Regions from separate parts of the Homo sapiens genome. Here regions 2 and 3 are each linked to region 1. A link is a loop called in an ENCODE intact Hi-C map of the cell type or tissue named here. Cell type or tissue: HCT116. All regions are shown on one strand.

The links. Peaks named below come from ENCODE experiments on the same cell type or tissue, not always from the same donor. Only the 100,000 strongest peaks of a DNase experiment are listed, where the experiment ranks them.
Region 2: it touches region 1 in a loop (10-fold over the local background); 21 of 110 quality-filtered maps call a loop at or near these places.
Region 3: it touches region 1 in a loop (8-fold over the local background); 19 of 110 quality-filtered maps call a loop at or near these places.

Annotation. Positions count from the first base shown.
Region 1 is chr2:131,798,053-131,806,052 of GRCh38, reverse strand. It overlaps the pseudogene CDRT15P3. Among named protein-coding and RNA genes, the nearest start is that of LINC03124, 120 kb to the right of the region's middle. In HCT116, CTCF peaks have their summits at 3,781 and 4,024; DNase peaks (open chromatin) are centred at 3,332, 3,701 and 4,032; H3K4me3 peaks cover 960 bases; H3K27ac peaks cover 387 bases.
Region 2 is chr2:131,408,817-131,416,816 of GRCh38, reverse strand. No RefSeq gene overlaps it. Among named protein-coding and RNA genes, the nearest start is that of LINC01120, 9.9 kb to the right of the region's middle. RefSeq lists a silencer at 2,690-2,936. In HCT116, a CTCF peak has its summit at 3,468 (motif pointing left); DNase peaks (open chromatin) are centred at 3,248 and 3,496; H3K27me3 peaks cover 1,814 bases.
Region 3 is chr2:131,149,516-131,157,515 of GRCh38, reverse strand. PLEKHB2 (pleckstrin homology domain containing B2) reads right to left here. Exons shown (of 8, transcript NM_001100623.2): 8 at 7,671-8,000. Among named protein-coding and RNA genes, the nearest start is that of PLEKHB2, 48 kb to the right of the region's middle. RefSeq lists enhancers at 750-919, 2,893-3,162. In HCT116, CTCF peaks have their summits at 485 (motif pointing right) and 3,348 (motif pointing left); a DNase peak (open chromatin) is centred at 3,325.

The DNA.
Region 1 (8,000 bases):
ACACTTGCAAAGCAGAGAAGCAGGAAAACATCAATTCATTTTTGAGGCCAGAATTACCCAGATAACAAATCAGACAAAAGCATCACAAGAAAATAAATAAATAAAAATAAAATAAATCCCTCATGAATGAAGGCAGAAATCTCCAAAAACTCTAGCAAACTGGAGGAAGCAACACATAAAAATGTTAGACAAGCCTGGCATGGCGGTGCACACCTGTAGTCCCAGCTACTTAGGAGGCTGAGGTGGCAGGAACACTTGAGCCCAGGAGTTTGAAGTTATAGTTAGCTGTGACTGTGCCACTCCACCCCAACCTGGGGGACAGAGTGAGGCCTCACCACTAATAAAAATTAAAGAAAATTAGAAAAAAGTTAGACAATTAACCAAGTGGAATTACCCTACAAATACAAATTTAAAAATCAATCAGTGTAATACACCATATTAATAGAATAAAGGAAAAGACCATGAGGATTTCAATGGACATCTGACAATGTCTGACACTCATTCCTGATGAGTCTTCCAGAAATCTAGCAATAGAAATAACTTCCTGAACCTCCTAAAGGACATCCATGAAAATTTAATAAATTCCACTAGGGTATATTGAAAGGCATATTGATACTTCCAACTTTATGGTTTTAAAAATTAACAATGAAATAAGAACTAATAACAGTAATCTATCCATCTGGAAAACATTAAACACCTTTCTAACAATATTTCCTTTGATGTGATAAAGGTAAAAATCCAAATTTAATAATAGGAGTGCTTTTGAGAAGACTGAAATTTGATGTTCCTAATTTTTCTGACTTATTAGCAATTAGAATCTAATTATCAATAATGCCAAGAAGACAGGAGTATTCTCCAATGACATTAGAATGTATAACATAAAGATTTATAGTTCGGCATAATGTATAACACAAAGATTCATTGTTTGGCATAACAGCATTTCATATTTGAATCATTTAATAACATTTTCATCATTGCGTATTCTCCTGGAAATAACACACAATACAGACTTCAAAAAACCAGAGCTTTTGCTGGGGATATGTGCTCCTTCCAAAGGCAATTGATTGTGTGCAATATTCTGAGAATTAATTCCTCCAAAGGTAAAGTGTGGCTCTCTGGGCTTCTGGTAATATCCTGAAAATTCACATATTCAAAAAGTCTTTTCCACTACAAACCACCATAAATGCTGGACAACAGAATATCTGCTCAACTGCCCAAATTATACTTTGGGGCTTTTGTACACAGTTTTTGCACAGAAATATTTAAGTGAATATAAATTAATTGAAATGTTTTCCAGGTGGATATTGAGGGAGAAACAGAAAAATCCAAGACAATCCCCTGTGGAAGAAAATTCTCCAACCCAAATCTCAACCGAACTCACAGCGCTGAACAGCGCATCAATTAAGACCTGTCAAATATAATCACACTATCTAATAGTTTTAAATATGCAAAATAAAGAGCACCAAAGTCAATGTAATTCAGAAATAACAGCAACAAAACCAGAGCACCCCGATGCAATTAGGCCACAAGGAATTCCAAAGTAGTGTATTAGGTATAGAAAATATATATGTAATTAGAAATGTTTACAGAGATTAGAGAGATTTTTTAAAAAAAGATTTGGCCTCTAAGACAGTTAACAATTCCAGTAAAGAAGAAAAGAGAAATTCAATGTTTGATATACATACATAAAAATAAATTTCAGGAAAATGAAAAGTCCATGTGATGACAGAATCCAAATTATATAAAAGATAGAAATCTCAATATTTGTTTTTACACATTTTAAGGAAAAAACAACCCCGAAAGCATAAAATGCAGAAAATAATGTTAATAATTCTTGAGTTTTCAAGTCCCTCTCACTGACTTTGGCACTTAGAGAACAGCCAGCACAGGCTCAGGATCACCTAATGGTCATTTCTGCCAAGGAGACCAAACTCATGAAAATGGAGCAGAAAGCTATGCGCACAAGATGGATGGATGCTCCTCTCCCAGAGACCAGCAGGTTCAGGTGTAGAGGGAGTGGGCCAGGGAGGGGCTGTGAGCACCAACCTGGGAGGGGTGGCTAGACTTCCATAGGACCCTCCTGTCCGCAGGTTTAAAATTAGGCACATAGACCAATGGAACAGAAGAGAGAACCCAGAAATTAACCCAAATACTTACAGCCAACTGATCTTCGACAAAGTAAACAAAAACATAAAGTGGGGAAAGGGCACCCTTTTCAACACACGATGTTGGGATAATTGGCGAGCCACATGTAGGGGAATAAAACTGGATTCTCATCTCTCACCTTATACAAAAATCTACTCAAGATGGATTAAGAACTTAAACCTAATTCCTGAACTATAAAAATTCTAGAAGATAACACTGCATAAACCCTTCTAGACATTGGCATAGGCAAGGATTTCATGACCAAGAACCCAAATGCAAATGCAATAAAAACAAAGATAAATAGCTGGGACTCATTTAAACTAAAGAGCGAGCTTTTGCATTGCAAAGGGAACAGTCAGCAGAGTAAATAGGCAACCCACAGAGTGGGACCCCTGACCCTGACCCCGACCCCTAACCACTGACCCTGACCCCTAACCCCTGACCCTAACCCCTAACCCTTAACCCTAACTGCTAACCCTAACCCCAACCCTCACCCTAACCCAACCCTAACCCCTAATCCCTAACCCCTAACCTCTCTTAACCCCAAACTCTAAACGTTGACTCCTAACCCCTAACTCTGACCCCAACCCCTATCTCCAACCCCTAACCCTAAACTTAACCCCTAACCCTAACACCAACCTTAACCCTAGGTTCGTTACTACGTTTGTATTGACTATGTCAATGCTGATTATTATGATCGCTGTCTTAGGACTGCACGGCAGCGAGGGGATTGCGGATCTTATATTAATATTTTTGTATTGAGGCAGTGCATTAGCATTACAGGTGCTTGTTACATGAGCAATGGGGGTGTCATGTCTGCATTAGGAATGCTGCATTTGTCTTCCTAGGCTGCGGTGTGTATCTCGCACTGCGGCCGCCTCGCCTTGGCTGGGGAGAACTTCGGTGGGCAGGATTCAGAGGGGCTTTTGGTTTCCCGTTTTCCACACTGAACCCTTCTAACTGGTCTCTGACCCTGATTATTCAGGGCTGCAAACAGGAAGGATTTTATTCACCGTCGATGCGGCCCCGAGTTGTCCCAAAGCGAGGCAGTGCCCCCCAAGGTCTGTGCTGAGGAGAACCCTGCTCTGCCTTCGCGGTGTCCCCGGAGTCTGTGCTGAGCAGAACGCAGCTCCGCCCTCGCGGTGCCCCCGACCCGCCCAGGTCTGTGCTGAGAAGAACATTGCTCCGCCTTCACTGTATCTCCAAAGTCTGTGCTGAGGAGAACGCAGCTCCGCCCTCGCAAAGGCCCCCCAGCGCCGGCGCAGGCGCGGAGAGGCGCACCCGAACCCGAATCCTAACCCTAACGCCGTCCTAACAGCCCTGGGGAGACCTTAGGGAACAAGCATTAAACTGACACTCGAGTCTGTAGCCGGCTGTGCCAAAAGACTTGAGGTTGGGGTGATATGGGAGCAGGGGTCGGGGAAGAAAGCGTTCTGGTTTTAGACCCACAGGAAGATCTGTGAAGCGCTCTTGGGTAGAGCACATGTTGCCGGGCGTGCCCTTGAAAACAGCCTAAGAAGAGGGGGCGTCTGGAAGGAACGGCAACGCCACGGGAGGGTGTCCAGCCTTCCCGCTTCAACACCTGGACACATTCCGGAAAGTTTCCTAAGAAAGCCAGAAAAATAATAAAAAATAATAATCCAGAGGCCAGGGGGCGCTAATGGGGCTTTACTGGGACTATCTGGCTTAATCCTCCAAACAACCCTGCCACAGCAGCCCATCAGTCCTCTGAGACAGGTGAGGAACCTGAGGTCGCAGGAGGACACCCAGAAGGTCCAGGCAGAGCCCCCTAGGCCCCCACACCTCCCCCCGTGGCAGCTCCAACCCCAGCTTTTTCACTAGTAAGGCACTCCAGCTGCAGGTCCACGCCCGCTCCCCCAAGCGGGGAAGGCGCTTCGCGCTGCCGCCGGCTGGGGACTGGGCACCGCCCTCCCGCGGCTCCGGAGCCGGCTGCCACCAGGGGGCGCGCCCGCGGTGTCCGGGAGCCTGGCGGCGCGTCTGCAGCTGCCAGTGCACCTGCTCCTGCTCTCACCGCTGTCTCTGCCAGGACCCCGACGCCCAGCCGGACCCTGCCCTCCAGCGGGGCTGCGGCTCCACGGCCTGCGACAGCAGCCCCACCCCGCATTCGGCGCGCTCCCGGGGGCAGAGGTCGCGGTGTCCTCAGGCTGTGGCGCCGGCCTGCAACCCCCACGCCGGGCTCGGGCCCCCCGGCGGAGGAGGGCGATGCTCCCTGGGTAGGGCGACCTGTCACCTGGGCTGGGAGGGCGGCTTAGGGGCGGAAGCGGCGGTCCAGGGCCGCCTGGTGCAGCAGCCTGTCTCAGCCGCGGTCCCTCCAGTCCCTCCCTGGCGGCTGCGGAGCCGTCCGAGGACAGGGGCCATAAACTCTCCAGAGCGGGAAGCCGCACGCTGGTGGCCCGGCCCCGCGCACAGACCTGGCGGCAGCTGGCACCTGACCCGCTGCATGGGTCTCCAGGGAGCTCGCTGCCCACCCGGCGCTGCAGCCTCGGCTCCCTCGTACGCGCTCTGGTAGGTGCTAGGGACGACCCTATGGGCCAGCTTGCCATGCCAAGTCCCCAGGCCGCACCCACCGTGGCTCCGTGGGCTAGGGGACTGGCTCCTCCTGTGGGTCGTGGGGCTGGGAGGCAGGGACTTTAGGGGAGAGGGAGGGACCGAGGGCAGCCCCTGCTGTGTGCGCAGCGAGGTCGTGCACAGGCCTCTGTTGCAGAGCGTGCAGCTTCAGCTGGCACTGGATTGCAGGTGGAGATGACTGTGTGTGCGCACACCTGGGGGTGAAGAGGACGCAGCCTGTCTACCTGACCCATGAAATGGAGGAGACTGTACCCCAGAAGCAGCGGGTTCACTGCTCCATTGATTAAGCAAGTCTGGGACACACATGTAGCTAAGCTGTGACTTCTGTGCCAGCGGTCCCAACACCCACGCCTTCAGGAAGACACATGTGTGAGGGGTTGCATGTTTGTCAGGCCTGAGAGTGGAGAGCAGGGGCCAGAGACACTAGGTAGGGGGAACCCACCCTAGGGCTCTGAGGGACGACGATGTGGGAAGCTGGTGGCAGAGACTGAGCTGGCCCAATGTTGCAGGGTGGGGACAGAATAGAGGTCCACCACACCCTAGGTGGACAGCTGAACCTGAGTAGACATCAGGCCCCAGATCGACATCTGGCCCCAGGTAGATTCCTAGGCCCAAGGTGAATACTCAGTCTCCAGCCCTAGGGGAATTCAGTCTTAGTTGATTAAGGACTGGTGTTCCTCTGGGGCCTCATGTCTACCTGGGCCCTGGGAGTGCATATGGAGCCAGATGTCTATAAAGGGCCTGAGTGTCCACTAGGGCCTGAGGTTCACCAGGAGCATAGACATCCACCTAGGACCTCGTGTCCACCTAAAACCTGGTGTTCACCTGGGACCTGGGTGACAACCTGGGATCTGATGTTCACCTGAGGCCCAGAGTTCAGCTGGTGCCTATGTCAGCCTGGCACCTGATGCACACAAGAGGACTAGGTGCCCACCTGAGGACTGGTGTTCATGGGGAATTGGTGTTCAGCAGTGGCTTGATGACCAACTGGGTCCTGGTGTCCTCCTGGCACCTGGTGTCCACCTGGGACTGCATGCTTACCTAGGGCCTGGTGTTCCCCTGGGGCCTGGTGTGCCCCTGAGACCTGGGGTCCACCTGGGCCTAGTATCCACTTGGGGCCTCATATCCATCTGGAACATCATGTCCACCTGGGGCCTTGTAGTTACCTAGGGACTGGGTGTCCTTCTGGCACTTGAGTGTCCTCCTGGGGCCTGGGGTTCTCCTGGGGCCTGGGTGTACATCTCTGGCCTGATGTCCACCTTGGGATGGATGTCCCCCTGGGGACAGATGTTCACTTGTGGCCTGAGTGTCCATTTCGTGTCTAATGTCTACCTGGGGCCTGGTGTTTGTCTGAGGCCTTATATCCACCTGGGGCCTGGGCATCCATTTGAGGCCTGATGTCTACCTAAGACCCAGTGTTTAATTGGGGCACAGACTTCTTCCTGGAGCCCAACATTCATCTAGAGCCTGAAGTTCACCTATGCCTGTTGTCTACCTGAGGCCTATGTGTCAACCTAGGGCCTGATGACCACCCTGAGTTCAGTGTTCACCTGGGGCCTGACATCTTCCTGGAGTCTGGATGTCCACATAGGGCCTGATGTTGGCTTGGGACCAAAGTATTTACCTAGGGCCTGGGTGTCTACTTACAGCCTGACTTCTACATGGTTCATTGTGTCAACCTGGGACCTGATGTCCACATAGGGCCTAGGTAAGCTCCTTATGACTAAAGTCCACATGGGGGCTGAAACCATCTCAGACTTTGTGTTAACCTAGGGCTTGGTGTCCACCTGAGGCCTGCCTGGGACCTGGTGACCCCCTGGGGTCAAGGTATCCATCCACCTTGGGCCTGATGACCAATTGGGACTTAAGGATCTACCTAGAGACTGGTGTCAACCTGGAACCTGATGTCCACTTGGGGTCTGGTGTACACCTTGGGCCTGATGCCCACCTGGGCACGGGTGTACACTTTGGGCCTAGTGTGCACCTGAAGCCTGGGGGTCAACCTGGGTCTTGATGCGCACCTTTAGTCAAGTGTTTAACTGGGGCCTGATGAAATACTGGAGCCTGATTTACAGCTGTGTACTGGGTCTCCTCCACCTGGGGCCTGATGTCCACCTGCAGCCAGATATCCACCTGGCATCAGATGTCTACGAGGAATCTGGGTGTCCACCTTGAAAATGATGTATTCCAAGAGACTAGGCATGCACATTGGGCCTGGGGTCCACCTGGGTCCTGATGTCTACCTGAGGCTGGTATTGAACTGGGGCCTGTGTGTTCACTTGGAGCCTGATGTCCATTTGGAAACTGGTGTTCACCTAGGACATGGGTATCCACCTGGATCCTGATTTTCAGGTGGGGAGTGGCTATAGACCTGGGAACTGATGGCCACCTATGCTATAAGTAACCCACCCCACCTGGGGCCTGGTGTTCACCTGCGGCCTGATATCCACCTGGTACCTGTGTGTCAATCTAGTGCCTGGTGTCCACTTGAGGACTAGGCAGACACCTGGGGCCTGGTGTTCATCTTGCACCCAGTGTCCACCTGGACCCTGTGTATCAACCTGTGGCCTAGGTGGCCACTGTAGCTTTATGTGCACCTGGGGCCTGAGAGTTTCCTAGGATCTGATGACCACTGGGGCCCAGGTATCCACCTGGGATATCAGGCTTCAAGTGTACGCCCAGGCTCCACATGGACACCAGGCCAGGAGAACGCCAGCCCTTATCTGAACATCAGGTCCTAGATGGATGCCCAGGCCCCATATGTACATCAGGCCCCGGGTATACACTGGACTCCAGGTGGACACCAGCACTCAGTTGGATACACACACTCAAGGTGGACACCAGGCCCCACGTGAATTCCTACACTCCAGGTAAACATCAGGTCCTAAGTGGATACCTGGACCCCAGGTGGATACCAGTCTCTAAATTAATACCAGGCCTCAGATGGTCCTTAGGAGCCATGTGTGCATTAGTCATCAGGAAGTTACCTAGGCCCAAAGTGGACATCAGGCCCCATGTTGACACAAGAGCTAGTTGGAAGTCAGGCCCCAGGTGGACACCCAGGCCCTAGGTAAATACTTAGGTCCCAAGTTGATGGCAGGCCCTATGTGAACACTCAGAACTCAGGTGGACATGAGGCCTCAGGTGGACATCTGAGTTCATCTGGAACCTCGTGTTACAGGCCCCATGTAAACACCAGGCCTTAGGTGGATACCCAATCTCTAGGTGGACATCAGAGCTCAGATTGACACAAAGACCCCAGTAGA
Region 2 (8,000 bases), 390 kb after region 1:
GTTAGAGACAGATCTGGGCCCTCGAGTCTTCTGAATTTTAATTTGACAAACCAAAGTGTACTGATTTTTTGGTAACATAAATCTGGGCTGCTAGGGGGACTACTTATTTAGCATCATAAAAAGAGCAATGGGATAATGAAATTTCTGTTTCTTGTTATAGTCTGATATACGCTAATACTAATGATATTTCCTAATGGAAAATACTTTTGAAAAGCATTTTTCCCTGAAATATGTATTACATCATAATCAAAGACATGTCAACCAACAATATCAGTTAATTGTCAAATTTGTGACTTAACTGATAAGGAAGCATGCCATGTTCTCCAGATGAATGAAGCACCCAAGATAAGAGTATCTACTTTAAACTACCCTAAAGAAGATGCTTAAGCCTAGGATAGCAATGAAATATCCGCCTTTATTATTCAAACAACAGAGATAAGCAAGCAAATAAAACAAAAAGACCGCAAATCCCAAAGTAGCTACTCAAAATGTCAAAGTTAGCATTTTGGTGTGAATCCTCCCAGGCTTTCTTTCTGTTTTAGTGTTTAAACTTAGTAAGGCAGCATGAAAATTTCTCCATATAAAGAAACGTAACAGTATGTTTATATTGCACAGTTGCATAGTGTAGATGTATGAGTTTATTTTACCAATAATTTATGAAAACCGACTTTTAAATGTGGTTCCCAAGACATGCCAGGGTAAGACAGGTTTCTGTGACACAAATAAATTTCCGCCATTATTGAATACTCAAGATCATAAAAAACATTGGCATAAAAAAGTGCAAGGCTTACATGTTTTCTGTATTTTGTCTAATGAACATGTGTTGCTTTTATAATTATCAGATACTACAAAAATATTATCAGAGATACATATAGAATGTAGTTTGGTTTAAAGTCATTTAGACATGCTAACTTGAAAACTATACCCTTGATCATATGTGTTTTCACCTGGGTCCTCGGAGAAGCAAATGCCAAAACAGAATTAAATGTGCAAAATGCCCATGAGAGAGAATGGGGGGCGGATCTGGGTAGGGCTGGGAGAGCTATCAGAGCACAATGGATGTCCACCATGAGTGAAGGAGACAGGGAAGAGAGAAGGAATGCTGGGTGGAAGCATTCCGGATTGCCGCAATGTCAAAGAAGGTTTGGCAAGGCTGTTTGGGAGTCTTGAGCCAGTCATCTGTCAAAGGAATCCCTCATCTACCAGGGGCAGCTCTAAGTATCTTGGTGTGCTCAGTCACTGACTGGGAGCAACCCATAGGTAGAGTGGTCTTGCTGCAAAGGTGGCAATGAATTTCAGAGTGCAGGGATATAACAGAACCCTTGTCAATTATGGCTCCTGTCCTGTAGTTGGAGGTTGTGATTCTCATTCTCACAGTCATCACAGTATGACAATCATAAAAACATTAAAATTTGACCACTACGTTTTCTAGCACAATCTATAAAGTAGTGTCAAGCAACAAAATGTCTCCGTTAATTTCTGTAATTGGCAGCCACACACAATTTAATCCCTAAACCTTGGACTTTTGTCTTCATGCCTTTTCATGTCTTTTTTATTTCAAATTTATTGAAGACAGAATACGTTGATCACACTATAGATCTTACAGTATTTATTTGCTCTGCTACCTGAGAGAAATCTTTTTCCACTAGAATGTAATAAAATATTTTCAAAAAGGTAATTAATGGCAAGAACAAAGCCATAGTGTATAATTTTGCCTTTACAGCATAGGTCTAATATATTAGTTGTGATATTTATATGAGAACAATTTTATAACCAAAACATGCACCTGCAGTATCTCAATGAGAACTACTTTATAGTGGCCAGTATGGCTCACTTTAATGATGTAGTATGAAAAGGGAAAAGAAGCCAGGCACAATGGCTCACTCTTGTAATCTCAGCACTTTGGGAGGCCGAGGAAGGTGGATCACCTGAGGTGAGGAGTTCAAGACCAGCCTGGCCAACATGGAGAAACCCTGTCTTTATTAAAAATACAAAAAATTAGCCAGGCGTTGTGGCACACACCTGTAATCCCAGCTACTCAGGAGGCTGAAGCAGGAGAATCACTCAGACCTGGGAGGCGGAAGTTGCAGTGAGCCGAGATCGCGCCATTGCACTCCAGCCTGGGCAACAAGAGCAAAACTCCATCTCAAAAAAAAAAAAAAAAAAAAAGAAAGAAAAGAAAGAAAGAAAAGAAAAGGGAAAAGAATATACTATACTAACAATTAAATTTAGCTAACAGAGAGGATTCATAATCGGAGAACTATTTCTAAATTTCATAAAATTATGAGAACTTGAATAATATAACAAGATGTAAAGACCTTAAGCCAAAAAAATGGTATTATAAATAAAATTTCATCATGGTGCCAAAAGAAATCTAAAATAACATTGTTAATTCAAACTGATGGATTTTTAAAGTTCATTAACATTTTCATAATAACTCTAATCATTTAAAATATTTATTATGTCATTGAATTATTTCAGGAGCTGAAAATCATGTGGACAATTCCTGAGTCAATTTTCTCCCTTTTTGGAAAGCATAAAATGTCCCACTTTGGCGGTCATCCAAAGTAGCTTCCAATGGGTCAGCAGGTTGAGACATAGTACCGACAGGTGTCAGTGTCAGAGATCCCCTTCAGTGTGCAGAAAGGGGGCCACGACAGTCCAGCTAGAGGGCTGCAAATAGAGGACAGCATATTTTATAAAATCTGTCCATTTTCCACAGGGCATGCCAGGAAGGTGCTGGAGAGCATTAGGCTTGAATCAAGAATGCTTTGTGTGTCCTGTCATGGAACAGGGCTGGAGGGACTGAGTGGGGCCATCAGACTCTGGCTTTAGGGTCAAGGTGCATGACTGAGCCAGTACTAGAGACTGTTCTGTCTGGGGGAATTCATGCAGACATTGACCTCATCCCAGCAAAATCCTCCTAATCTGTTTGGCTGTTGGGATAGAGGCGCTTCCTGCACAGGGGTCCCATTGCCTACTTATTGAGCCTGTCCCTGAATTCAGACCCACATCCCACCAAATGGGTATCTCATCTCTTGACAGTTCTCAGCCCCAAGCTCCAAGTTTTTCCACTGATTTTTCAGTCTTTACTTGCCTCAGCCACAATGGTCCAGGACATGATTTTACTGCCTAAAGTCCAGCTAAATTTCAAGACCAGCCCACTAAGCTGAGGCCCAGGTGACTTTCCAGCCTTTTAAAATCTTTCTTCCCCAGGGGGAAGAAGATATTTCCAGGTACTGCCAACCCCAGTCCTTGCATGTCTGCCTCTTTGTTGCTGTGTTCCACCCACTAAATTCAATCCCCTTGAGACCAAGATGAACTCAAATTAAAGCTTAATCGGATCGATCTCTTTAGATATTATTAGATTTCTGGCTACTTACTTCAATTAGAAAGAAATGGCCTTTATGGCTTGTGTACGAAATCTTTGTACAGAATTCGTCACATATAGGCACAACTGAGTGTAGCTTGCCCTCTGCTGGTGAAATACAGTATCACGTTCAAGAGAGTTTTTGTTTGTTTTTTCCAACGCATTCAAAGAGCCGGACCACTCTTGAGGCAATAGCAGTGCACAATCATATTGTTAATACCCAAATACTATCAGGCCATGTAAAGCAGCAGATAATAATATTCAGCCTGCAGGAGCAGGGAAGGTTAAGGAAGTGTGGGAAGTGAGATATTTACTGTACTTATTTCTCTACACAATCTAAAGGAAGCCAATAATTGATTTACTTTTTTTTTAATGCATTCTGGAAAAAAACTGAGAAATATCCTTACTGATAACTCCCATGTACATAACTAGATTTTGTATAATTTAACGCTGTTCACAAACATTATGTTTCTCAAACATTATGTTGGAATATGAAAATATTAGAGTAATCTGTTACTAATGCTGAAGGATCAAAGTTTGTGGGTCTTTTTTTTTTTTTTGAGATGGAGTTTGGCTCTTGTTGCCCAGGCTAGAGTGCAATGGTGCGATCTTGGCTCACTGCAACCTCCGCCTCCTGGGTTCAAGTGATTCTCCTGCCTCAGCCTCCACCATGCCCGGCTAATTTTGTTTTTTTTTTTAGTAGAGACAAGGTTTCTCCATGTTGGTCAGGCTGGTCTCGAACTCCCGATCTCCGGTGATCTGCCTGCCTTGGCCTTTCAAAGTGCTGGGATTATAGGAGTGAGCCACTGCACCCGGCTGTAAGTCTTAATTTTATTAATGTTAGAGTTAAGAAATTACTTAAGAAAGTTAATCATTCAACATTATTCTCACTCGTCTGTAATCCAGTACGTTCTCCTGAGTGGAATGGAAAGGAGGGTGTCACAGCTAACATGCTGGGAAGTGCATATTACTCTAGCTATGGGCTTAAGAGCATGCCACTGCAGAAAACGTCATTCAGAATACATCGTTAGAGAGAAAACAAAAACAAAATTGGCTTACTACCTCCTATCACTGGGGACATCTGCATTATCTTACCATCAGGGAGTTAGGCACACAGCCTGCATTGTCCTGCAGCTTGCAAATTATATAAATGTATATGCCAGCTTTTCAGAGTTTTCTGCAAGAAAGTTTAGAGTCAAAATTTCGACCCATTTTAAATAGGCAGTATATGCATTTGTATTTAACTCTACTCCTGGCTTTATTTGATCTCTCCTATTGTCTTCTTCTCCACATTCCATGCTCCTCCCCGAATTATCTTGTTGCATGTTGTGTGCATTTATATACATTAAGTCTTTTGATTATATGTTAATATGAACTTATGTGTTATCTTCTCAAAGTTCTAGAAAAATAAAGATTGCATAATAAAATAAATGACAGTGCTGTATATTAATCTCTAAGTAAGCAGTTACCAGTTTCCATATTGGGAGTTTTGCACACAAATCAGAACAGGGAGATGGGCCTTTTTCTTTATCTATAGACAGCCTGATTGAGCAAGTAAGCAGTCACAGAACATTTACATAATGAACAAACATTTGTGACAGGGTCAAAAACAGTAACTTGTGAGCAAGCACAGCTTTCTACCCAACTCATTCCAGGATTCAGAACTGCTGGTTAGGCCAAAGGTGAGAAAGAGAATTGGAAGGGGCTGAGAAAGACACCAGGACTGATTGAGCAGCTCCTTCTGAACATGACGGACAGGCTGGAGTGTTAAGGGGGCTGTGGGGTGGCCTGGGGGAGCAGCTGGGGGTTCAGCAGGACTCTCAGGTCAGAGATGCCCAGGAAAGAGATTAGGGAGCTTGCTGTTATTGTTATATTTTGTTTAAAAAAATTCCTTTATTTTAAAATATCTCTTTAAGAGCTTTATTAGAGGCTTACTTTTTTCTTCAAAAAAAATTTTTTTTTCAGACGGAGTCTCGCTCTGTCGCCCAGGCTGGAGTGTAGTGGTGCCATCTCGGCTCACTGCAAGCTCCGCCTCCCGGGTTCACACCATTCTCCTGCCTCAGCCTCCTGAGTAGCTGGAACTACAGGCACCCGACACCACCACGCCTGGCTAATTTTTTGTATTTTTCTTTTTAGTAGAGACGGGGTTTCACCGTGTTAGCCAGGATGGTCTCGATCTCTGGACCTCGTGATCCACCTGCTTCGGGCTCCCAAAGTGCTGGGATTACAGGCGTGAGCCACCGCGCCCGGCCTGTTTTCTTCAACTTTTAAGTTTAGGGGTACAAATGTGCAGGATGTGCAGGGTACACAGGTCAATGTGTGTCGGGTTGGTTTGCTGCACAGATCATCCCATCACCTAGGTATTGAGCCCAGCATCCATTAGCTATTCTTCCTGATGCTCTCCTTTGCCCAATCTCCTGACAGGCCCCAGTGTGTGTTGTTCCCCTCGCATATGTCCATGTGTTCTCATCGTTCAGTTCCCACTTATAAGTGAGAACATGCGGTGTTTGGTTTTCTGTTACTGCATTAGTTGCTAAGGGTAACGGCTTCCAATGCCATCCATGTCCCTGCAAATGGCTGCATAGTAGTCCATGGTGTATAGGTACCACATTTTCTTTATCTCATCTGTCACTGATGGGCATTTGGGTTGATTCCACGTCTTGCTATTGTGAATAGTTCTGCCATGAACATACACCTGCATGTATCTTTATAATAGAAGGATTTATATTCCTTTGGGTATCTACCCAGTAATGGGATTGCTGGGTCAAATGATATTTCTGGTTCTAGGTCTCTGAGGAATTGCCACACTGTCTTCCACAATGGTTGAACTAATTTACACTCCGATCAGAAATGCTTACTTTAGTTAAGGGTTTTGATGTTAAGATTACATGCATTTTCTTTTAAAAATGTAAAAGTAGCTTAATTTTGCATCATTTTGGAGAGGGCTTTGTAGACTTAGCTTACAAGGGATTTTCGTGCTTGTCTAGGAAATCATTCTTCCTTATTTCACTATTTTTGTTACTATTTTTTTAATCCTGGCAATATGTCAGGGTTGTGTGTATAAAATTTGCAATTTCAGCAATTTAAGTGTACAAATCAATGGTATTAATGACATTTACGTGGTTTGCAACCATCACCACAAACTATCTCCAAAATATTTCATCAACTTAAAACTCTATACTCATTAAGCAATAACTTATAATTTCACCCTTCCTTCAGCCCCAAGCTGTTTATTTACTTTTTATCTCTATAATTGCCTGTTCTATGTACCTAATATAAGTGAAAGCATCAATATGTGTTCTGTGTCTGACGTTTCATTTAGCAAAATGTTTTCAAGACTCATCCATGTTGCAGTATGTATCAATACTTAATTCCTTTTCATGGCTAGATATTCCATTTATGTTTATATCACACTGTTTATTCATTCTTCTGTTATTGGACACTTGGGTTGTTTCTGCCTTTTGATTATTGTGAATATTTTTTCTATAAACATTAGTGTACACGCATATGTTTGCATCCTTGTTTTCAATTCTTTTGGGGATATACCTAGGAGTAGAATTGTTGGATCAAATAGTGATTCTACGTTTGACCTTTTGAGAAACTGCCAAACGATGATCCAGAAGAGGCGCCATTTTACATTCCCACCAGCCCAAGGTGACTGTGGGTTTTTCAACCACAGAACACTGTTTTCAAGCAATGCCCACTGTTTTTCCTAGCAGAATGGTTTCTGGGTCAGGTAAAACAGAGATGATGAATACCTTCTTCAGACAGCCTCTGGAAAGATTAAAACAGACAAGCATAATCATTTGTGAATCAGATCTGCTCTCCTCTCTGGAACCAGGGATAAGGGTCCCAGCCTGGGGAATCCAGCCTGCCGTCTTCAAGACTATCACCAAGCTGGACTTGTGGGACAAGCAAAAATGCCACACAGCTTTCATATCATTTTTAAGTTTCCTTTGTGTTGATCCAGCATTCTTTTAGTTGCCGTACACCTTTGATTATTTTCCCGGTTCTCACAAAGTTGGTTCTGACAGTGTCTGGTTGTTTATTCAACATTCCTATGGAAGGATGGGAGCTTAGAGCTGCCTTCCCTGCCATTTTGCTGACACCACTGCAATGGAGCATTCTTGACTCCCCTGCCCTAAGAGTTTGACTTACTCTGCATTCAAATGTCCTCTACCTAACATGACCAAAACACAACTCGTGGTATTTCCTTCTAACCTGCTTCTCTCTTGTGGGCCGCCTGTCTGGGAATGGTTAGATCCTTTACTCAGGTACTCAAGCCAAGAAGAGTTCTCATTTCCCTCTTCTTCTGATTGGTAGCCAGTCAGAACTGTGGCTGCAATACAGCCTTCTAAGACTTGTCTGATCATTCCACTTATGACAAAGTTTCTTTCTTTTTACAACACCCCAGGCTTCTCTCATAGTTCACTTTGATTACTGCAATGCCTCCTGCCTGGATAGTTTGTATCTCATTCTCCCTCTCCCCACTTCCTGTATGCATCTGCCCACAGAACTCATTCTTACCCCTAGAAGTAACCCAAAGACACATGTTCATATTCTATCCCTTGCTCTTGGAGTCATAAGCTGCTTTGGGACAAGGACTGCATATATCCATCCCTGCAACAGT
Region 3 (8,000 bases), 650 kb after region 1:
TGTGGATCCTACTAGGGGATGGGACAGCCCCTAGATGACAGGCCACAGCCAAGGGCCTGGCTATAGGAGGCCCGACTGCCCGCGGTGCCTCATGTGGCTGTGGCGTTGTTTAGGGAGCAAAAATGCCTGGCAGAGGTCCAGCGGGGATGGGGTCAGTCCAGGTGCACTCTGCTTCCAGCCCATCACCCGGCACAAGGAGATTCACTAGAGGAAGGGGCTCCATTTTCTGACTCATGCACAGCTACCAGACAAGCTCCTAGAGCCTGGCCATGCCCAGCCCAGGACCAGGTGTGGAGCAGTTAGTTGCTCAGGGCATGTTTGATGAGGGACTAAGGGAATGAATGAATGCAGAATGCCCTAAGACCCTGCACAAAGAGGCCCTCACTTTACTTTTGGTCACAGCCTCCACACAACACAAGGACCGCTAAGGCAGGTCTCCCTTCCATGGCTAAAGTGAATGAATGTCCCCACCCCCAACCTCCCCAGGGGTGCTGTGCCCATCCAGCAGGCCCGGGCCTGGCCAGCAGAGGGCTGGCCTCATGTCCACCGGCTGCATGAGGTGAGGAGGGCAGGCTCTGGAGTTACACCGGCCTCAGAAAACCCCGCTCCTGCCGTCCCTGCTGTGTGGCCTGGGGCTGCTGAGAGAGAACGGCCGGTGCACATGGCAGAACAAGGCCAGCCTGGTGCCCACACCCACTCCTAGCTCAGCTCATCCTCACATTCTGCTGAAACCCATGGCCCAGGCCCACTGAAGGAAACCCTCCAGGACAGGGCTTGGAGCATGGTGCGGCCACAGCACCCCAGGGGGTTTGATCAGTAATTTGGAGGAAACAGAAACTGAAAGTGTAGCTCTTCTGTCTGCAGCCGGTCCACCCCCACCTCCCCGCAGCCTTCCACCCTTCTGCCCCCACCTCACAGGGTGCCCCAGGTGTCCCCTCATGCTCAGGCATGGTGCCACCGCCTAAGGGCCAGTCTCCACCTCCAGCCTCCTAGGGGCTGAGGGCCTGAGGACCAGCACAAACTCCTTGGCCTTTCCTGTTTCATGGTAGCAGGGCTTCTGCTGCCTTCAAGGTGTGTCCCAGGAAAACCAGCCAAGACTTCAGCCCTGAAGTCAATGCTGCCCCCTCGAAGATAGCCTGAGTGTTTGCCACAAGTGACATGCTTAGGGTCTTAATCAGGCATTACTTTCCAATCCGCGAATGTGGGACAGAATGTTATTAATCAACTCCACAACTGCTGAGCGTAGCGTCCAAGCTGGCACCAAGGTCCGTTGGGACCTGCCTCTGGGAGAGGGTGGCTGAGAGCCCCTGCTGTACTGGCATCTCCCGCTCTGAGTCCTCATCTGTAAACGTGGTCCTCAGAGCAGCCCTGAGAGCTCTGCGCCCAACAGTCTTCTAAGTGGTCCCGTGTGTGTTCGTTCCTCACTCCAGCAACTCTCTAAGGCTGACGCTGTCATTGTCCCATTTACAGACGTGATTGCTGAGGTTCAGGGAGGATTTTGGGGGAGGTGGAGGCAGCTCGGCCTTTCTCTCTCTGGAGCTCTCCTCTGGAGACCCCACCCAGCAGGCGCTGCCTCCCAAGGCTGGTGGCACGGCTTCTCTTACAGACCCGGTGTTGTGCCACGTGGCACACAAGACCCAGGACAGCCAGGCCTGGACCACTCATGTAGCTGACTCAGGGCCAGGTGTGAATTGGGAGTGGAGATGATAATCACCTCTCTGGACATTAGATGCAGGGTGCAGGAGTGACGGTGTGGGGGCAAAGAGCGCGCGCACGCGCACACGCACGCACACATGAACAAGCACGCACATGCACGCACGCACACATGAACACGCACGCGCGTGCCTCAAGGCCAGCTGCGCAGTGTCCACGTGGAGCCTCCTGAGGGCAGGACCGTGCCCCCTGGCTCCCTCGTGCTGCCGGGCCGGCCGCAGGGCCGCAGCGGACACCGATGAGGGAAGGACAGCCCCGCAGAGAGCGGAAGTAGCGGGCGCGGACCTCGAGGGGCTGGACCCTCAGCCTCCACCGCGCCTATGCTCAGGGCCGGAGCTGCGCGAGGCCCCCTGGGAGAGGCCCAGCCCCTGTCAGGAGGGGTCTGGGGAGGGAGGCTCCAGAAGGTGCAGGGAACTGGACTCACGGCCTCCCCCATCCCCAACTCCAGTTCACTCGGCTTTCCACTGAAACGTGGCAGGGACACCGATGCCCTCCACGTGCCCAACCCGCCTTGCCCCCGCGCCCTCTGTTGCTACTGTGCCCAGGCCTCTGAACTGACCTCCGGACATTCCCACTCGGATGTTCAGCAGAAATCTCGCCCTTCACAACCACACTCCTAAGTCTCTGCCCCACAGCATCACCTACGAGCACCCCCGCACAAGGCCCAGGAGCTCTGCCAGAAATCACTTCCCCCCACCCGATAGCCGCCCTGCAGCCAGCCATCTCAAGGGCTCCCGCGGTGTGGCCACACAGCTGCCATCCCCAAATCGCTTTCCAAAGTTCTCTGCCCTCGCAGCCCACGGCCCATAGCCACTCCCGCCTGAGCCCGCCTGCGGGCCTCGCACAGCAGCTCCTCGCCTGGAATCCAGCGCACGCCCTTCCGCGACCCGGGCAGTCCTCCCGATGCTCTGCCCAGCCCCGCTGGGAGGATAGCGGCTGGGTTGGTGTGGCTGCAGGCAGAGACCTTGCCTGCCCTACTCAGCCTCCTCCACCGGCGCCCGGGAGGGTGTCCAGTGCGTCCGGGGGTGTGGGCTGGCCTTGAACTCAGGGGAGCTGGAGTGGGCAAGCTGGGAGGGGACTGTGGGCAAAGCCTGCTGGGCTGTGTTCAGTAGGAGGCTTTTGGTCCACCAAGCCTGTGGTGGCGGTTAGGGACGTGTAGTTACAGGGCCGGGCAGGGCCTGGACCAATAGCCCAAAGTCGGCCTCAGCATTGGCACAGCAGGACAGGCCTTCGGAGGCCCCACCGTGACGACGGGACTGGGTGGAGGGTCAGAGGCCGTGGCCAGGAGTCACAATGGGGACAGAGCAGGGTGGTTGGAGAAGCCTCCTAGGGCAGAATAAGACAGTGAGGACTCGGCAGTAGTAGAGGAGGAGTTGGGCGTGCCCCGCAAATCTCACAACATCCCACTAGGTGCTGTGGGGCTGTCCCTGTCCCCACCACACAGGACGCTGACATATCTGCCACCTTCGGGCCCAGATGACTCACCCTGAGCAGTCAGAAAAGCACAGGGAAGCATTCATCCTGTGAGAAGCTCAGAAGCCCTTTACCCTCTCAGGACCTCTCCTGAGATGTAGCAGGGGCCAGGCTGGCGAGGGAGGTGTGGCAGCCGGAACATTCCTGAGGCTGCCCTGACACCTGGTGGCAGCCCTCAGAACTAGCAGCTGCACAGAGGAAGTGCCGTTGAGCAGGAGTGAGCGCAGGAAGGGGGAGAGAGAAAGGGGGAGTGGGAGAGAGGGAGTCCATTCTAGACCAGTGGTCCTCAAATTTGAACCTGTAATGGCATCACCCTGAGGGCTGTCACTGACTTGGGAGATCCAGAACTGCTGGAAAATCAGCATTTCTAAGAGGCTCCCAGAGGCTGCTGTGCTGCTGGTCTGGGACCAAGCCATGGGTCTGGGAAAGGAATGGAGGGATGTCTCTGCTCCTACTGGGTGCCTACTGGGTGGTACTGTTATTACTATACCTTCCTTATAAAGGAGGCCACTGAGGCTAGAGAGGCCACGTTCCCACGCTATCCACATCCATGCCCACAGAAGTGATAAAGATTTGAATTCAGTGCAGCCCCAGAGTCCTCCCTAGGGGTCCCTGCTGCACATCTGTTGAGCAGGTCATAGCCTGGGTGTGTCTGCACCAGGTAGGCAAGACGGCTCCTGAGAATGGGCCCTGCCTAGCACGCCTGCCAGGGGACTGAACCAGGAACACACAAGCTGCTCACCTGGCCTCTGACAGGTTAGTGAAAGAACTGGGCAGGGCCTGCCTGGGGTGCTACCTAGGAGCACCTAGCTCACTGCCCTTTGGAGGTGACCCTGTTTGAGAAATGTCATTCTGATGACATAGCAGTGGAGGGTCTGATGGAGCTGCCAGCTCTCCTGGGGCCCAGGAGGAGGTGCCTCTCACCTGATTCCCACTTCCCAGGCAGGGGCACGCCCAGAGAGCCATGCAAAGCCAGTGCTGGGCCCCTTCCTGCCTCCCACTGGCCAGTGACTGTCCCTGGACTCAGCAGCACCACAGGAGGGGAGGAGGCCGTACTGTCCAGTGTCGCTCCTCAGCATCGTGCTGAGCTGGAGGGAAGGCCAGGAGGCCTCCTAGAGGAGGGGACGCCTGTCCAGCAGCTCAGTGGACATCAGTGAGTTGAGCAGGGAGGGAGAGGAGAGAGGAAGGCAGAGGCCTCAGAAAGGGCAGGCCTTGGAGGCCAAGACCAGGGGAGTCAAGGCTGCACAGAATCACCTGAGGGCAGGTGGAAATGCAGACTCGGGCCACCCGAGACCCCCTCAGGACGTTGTGGCTTTAAGTCCCAGGAATATGCATTTCTTTTTTTTTTTTTTTTTTTTTTTTTTTAGATGGAGTCTTGCTCTATCGCCCAGGCTGTAGTGTCGCAATCTCAGCTCACTGCAAACTCCGCCTCCCAGGTTCACGCCATTCTCCTGCCTCAGCCTCGTTGAGTAGCTGGGACTACAGGCGCCCACCACCGTGCCCGGCTAATTTTTTGTAGTTTTAGTAGAGACGGGGTTTCACTGTGTTAGCCAGGATGGTCTCTGTCTCCTGACCTTGTGATCCGCCCACCTCGGCCTTCTAAAATGCTGGGATTACAGCTGTGAGCCACTGCGCCCGACCAGGAATATGCATTTCTAACCTGCTCCTGTCCACTGGAGTTTGGACCTCAGGATTCCCAAGACCTTGGCAAGGTGGCCAACTTGTGCCCCCAATACCAGGTAAAATGAGAGCAAGGTGGCAGAGTAGCCTCTGCCCCAGCCCAGCCCACACTGCCTCCTCCCTGCCTGCTGGGGTCCCACAGGTCCCAGAGCCAGCCACCAAGCCAGGCAGGACCTCAGGCCTACCCAGGTGCCTCAGGGTACACCACATCTGTCCCTCATCTGTAAGCCTGCATCATAAGAAACATTTATTGTCAGTAGTTACAAAGGTTCCCAGCACCACTCTCCATGCCTCCCATCTGTGCTGACTCAGTGAATGCACATCACAGTCCTTCAGGGTGCTCCTACTGTACCTGTCGTAAACAAAAGGGGAAACGCAGCGGCGAGCCGCCCCCCAGAGCATGCAGCTGGTAAATGCCCGGTGATGGCTCAGGCCAGGCATCACTGCCACCATGCCTCATTACCCCCACCTCCACCAGCTTAGGTTAGTGGTTGAAGGGAGAAAGTTCTGCAAGAAGAGTAAAAGTGGGGGATTATGCAAAGACTAATAAAAGGTCCGGGGAACACAGAAATGCCAAGACTCCATGTTTACATTCCCTGGAGGGGCAGAGGAAGCCCTTCCCACCTGCAAAGCTCAGGCGTGGCAGGGCCTTCCTTGGCCATGAGAACAAGAAGTGAGTGGTCTCACCTTTGAGGGCAATGGAGACACGAACTGTCACCCAGTTTTACAAATAACAGAAGAGAAGCTCAGGAAAAGAGGAACAGAGGGTCAAATCTGCAGAGGACTCAGTGTGCCCAGCACCGTGCTCGGCCTTCCTGCACACTCAGGTCACTTAGTCCTCTACCAGCCCTGTGGGCTTGGTATCACCCCCTTCCCTCCAGCCATTCACAGACATGAAAAGGCTCAGAAGGGCAAGCCCCGACCCTGGGACCCCACGTGGTGTGGTGTTATCTGGACCCCTTGCTCTGGTGAGGCCTGGGCAGTGGGAGCACTGTCCCCCTCCCCAAGTATGGTCTCGCTGACTGCTGTGCCCCCTCACCTGGCACAGCACCCAGCGGCAGCTCATCCTGGTCAGCTTTACTGTACGGCAAACAATGCTCCCCCTGCCTTCCGTGACATGGAGCCCCTGAGGGGCAGCTGTGAAGGCTCTGCCCCATGAGTCTTATCTGGGACCACAGAGGAGGGACAGCTCCTGCAGTGGTGAAAAGGATGAGAAGGCTGGAGAAGCCCCCTCTGCTTCCTACAGCACCTGCTCAAACATGACACACTCACACCCCCTTCCCCCAGGCATGGCACACCACCCGCTAGGCTTGGACTCTGTTCCTCCGGTGGGCAAGATGGCATGGGCAGGCTCTCAGCACCAGGCAGGAACTTATAGGCCGCTCACAGGGAAGGGGGAGCAGGACAACCAGGGGCAATAACGCAGTCATCCTCAGCATGACTGTAATGTAATAAAGGACAAATGGATGGAGGAACTATATTCCTTGCTGGAAAGGGTGAATATCTTCTCTAGGCCCATCCACAACAGTTGGTAAGTGGGGAAAGAAACGATTTAACAGCAACGAAAATATCAGTGACCAAATGACATTTGTGTTGTGTGAACTAACAATTTGCTTGTAATTTGCAACCACTGGCTTTATTAATCAGTAAAAACTGTACAAAGTAAATACAAACCCAACTTCCACCGAGAATTGGCGATACTTGATGATCATGATCTGTCATTAACTACGGCCTGTTATCAGCAGCTGAGGCGAGGGCCATTTCTTCCTGGGTTCAGACGATACTTCCCAGACCTCAAGCACTGAGCCCAGGCCACATGATTAGCCCTCACCACTGGAAGGGGAGCGCCACTCCAGAGCTGAGGATGGGTGTGTCTTCACTGTCTTTTCTTCCAGCAGGTTGTATAAGTTCCCACAGCAGATTCCAAGGCAAAGAGATAAAAGCAGTTTTGGTCCCTGAATGACAGCCTGGAGCAGAAGCCTCTCATCCCTTATGAACCCACAATGGACTGCGACTTGAACAAGAAATAGAGCTTTTCGGTCGAGCGTGGTGGCTCACTCCTGTAATCCCAATACTTTGGGAGGCCAAGGCGGGCGGATCATGAGGTCGGGAGATTGAGACCAGCCTGGCTAACATGGTGAAACCCCATCTCTACTAAAAATACAAAAAATTAGCCAGGTGTGGTGGCGGGCACCTGTAATCCCAGCTACTTGGGAGGCTGAGGCAGAAGAATGGCGTGAACCCAGGAGGCAGAGCTTGCAATGAGCCGAGATGACGCCACTGCACTCCAGCATGGGCAACAGAGTGAGACTCCGTCTCTAAATAAATAAATAAATAAATAAATAAATAAATAAAACAAAAAAGTCATATATCCAAAGATGCTGGAGAAGTTATTGGACACACACTGCCAGAGGGATCTGGTTGGGAAAAATAGTGTCCGTTTTCTCACAGCCATCCCAAGAGTGTGACTGCACGGGCCACTGCTGTTTGTGGAAATCAAATTCTCATATGCACACGGCACAGGGAACAACAAGGCGTTTTAACATCAGATGTGGAGACCTACTACCTGCACGCTCCTGAGTAAATTATTTAACTTCTGAGCCTCGGTCCCTCCAGTGGAACTTGGATAATACCTCCCTTACAGAGTCACTAAGAATTCAGTGAGTTGTCTCTAATGTGACAATATACTAGCATTTGGTAGGTCCTCAATAAATGGCATTCTTATGATCCAGGACAGCAGAAAAAGCTGAGAGTATGTTACTACAAAGTAATTTTTTAAAGACAACAGAAGTCACAATGAAACATGCTTTAAGGTTAATGCTTTAATGTATTGACATTTTCACTTACAAATGTACAATTTGCGTATGTAGGAAAAAATCAGTTCTCTAGACACAACAGAATACTACTAGAGACGGGAAAGCAATCACAAAAAGATCAACTCTGGGGAGAAAGTGGAACTGCATTCCATGCCTTGTATCTACATACACTAGGGAAGGAAAAAGAAATATTACACAGGATCAAAACTTGTGGAAAATACACTTGGGTCATTTTGTCTCAACTGCAGGACCTTCTTATGATCCAGATGGCTACCTTAAGTCCTGGATAGCCTAAAATGGGCAAAGTCTGGCCTTGTT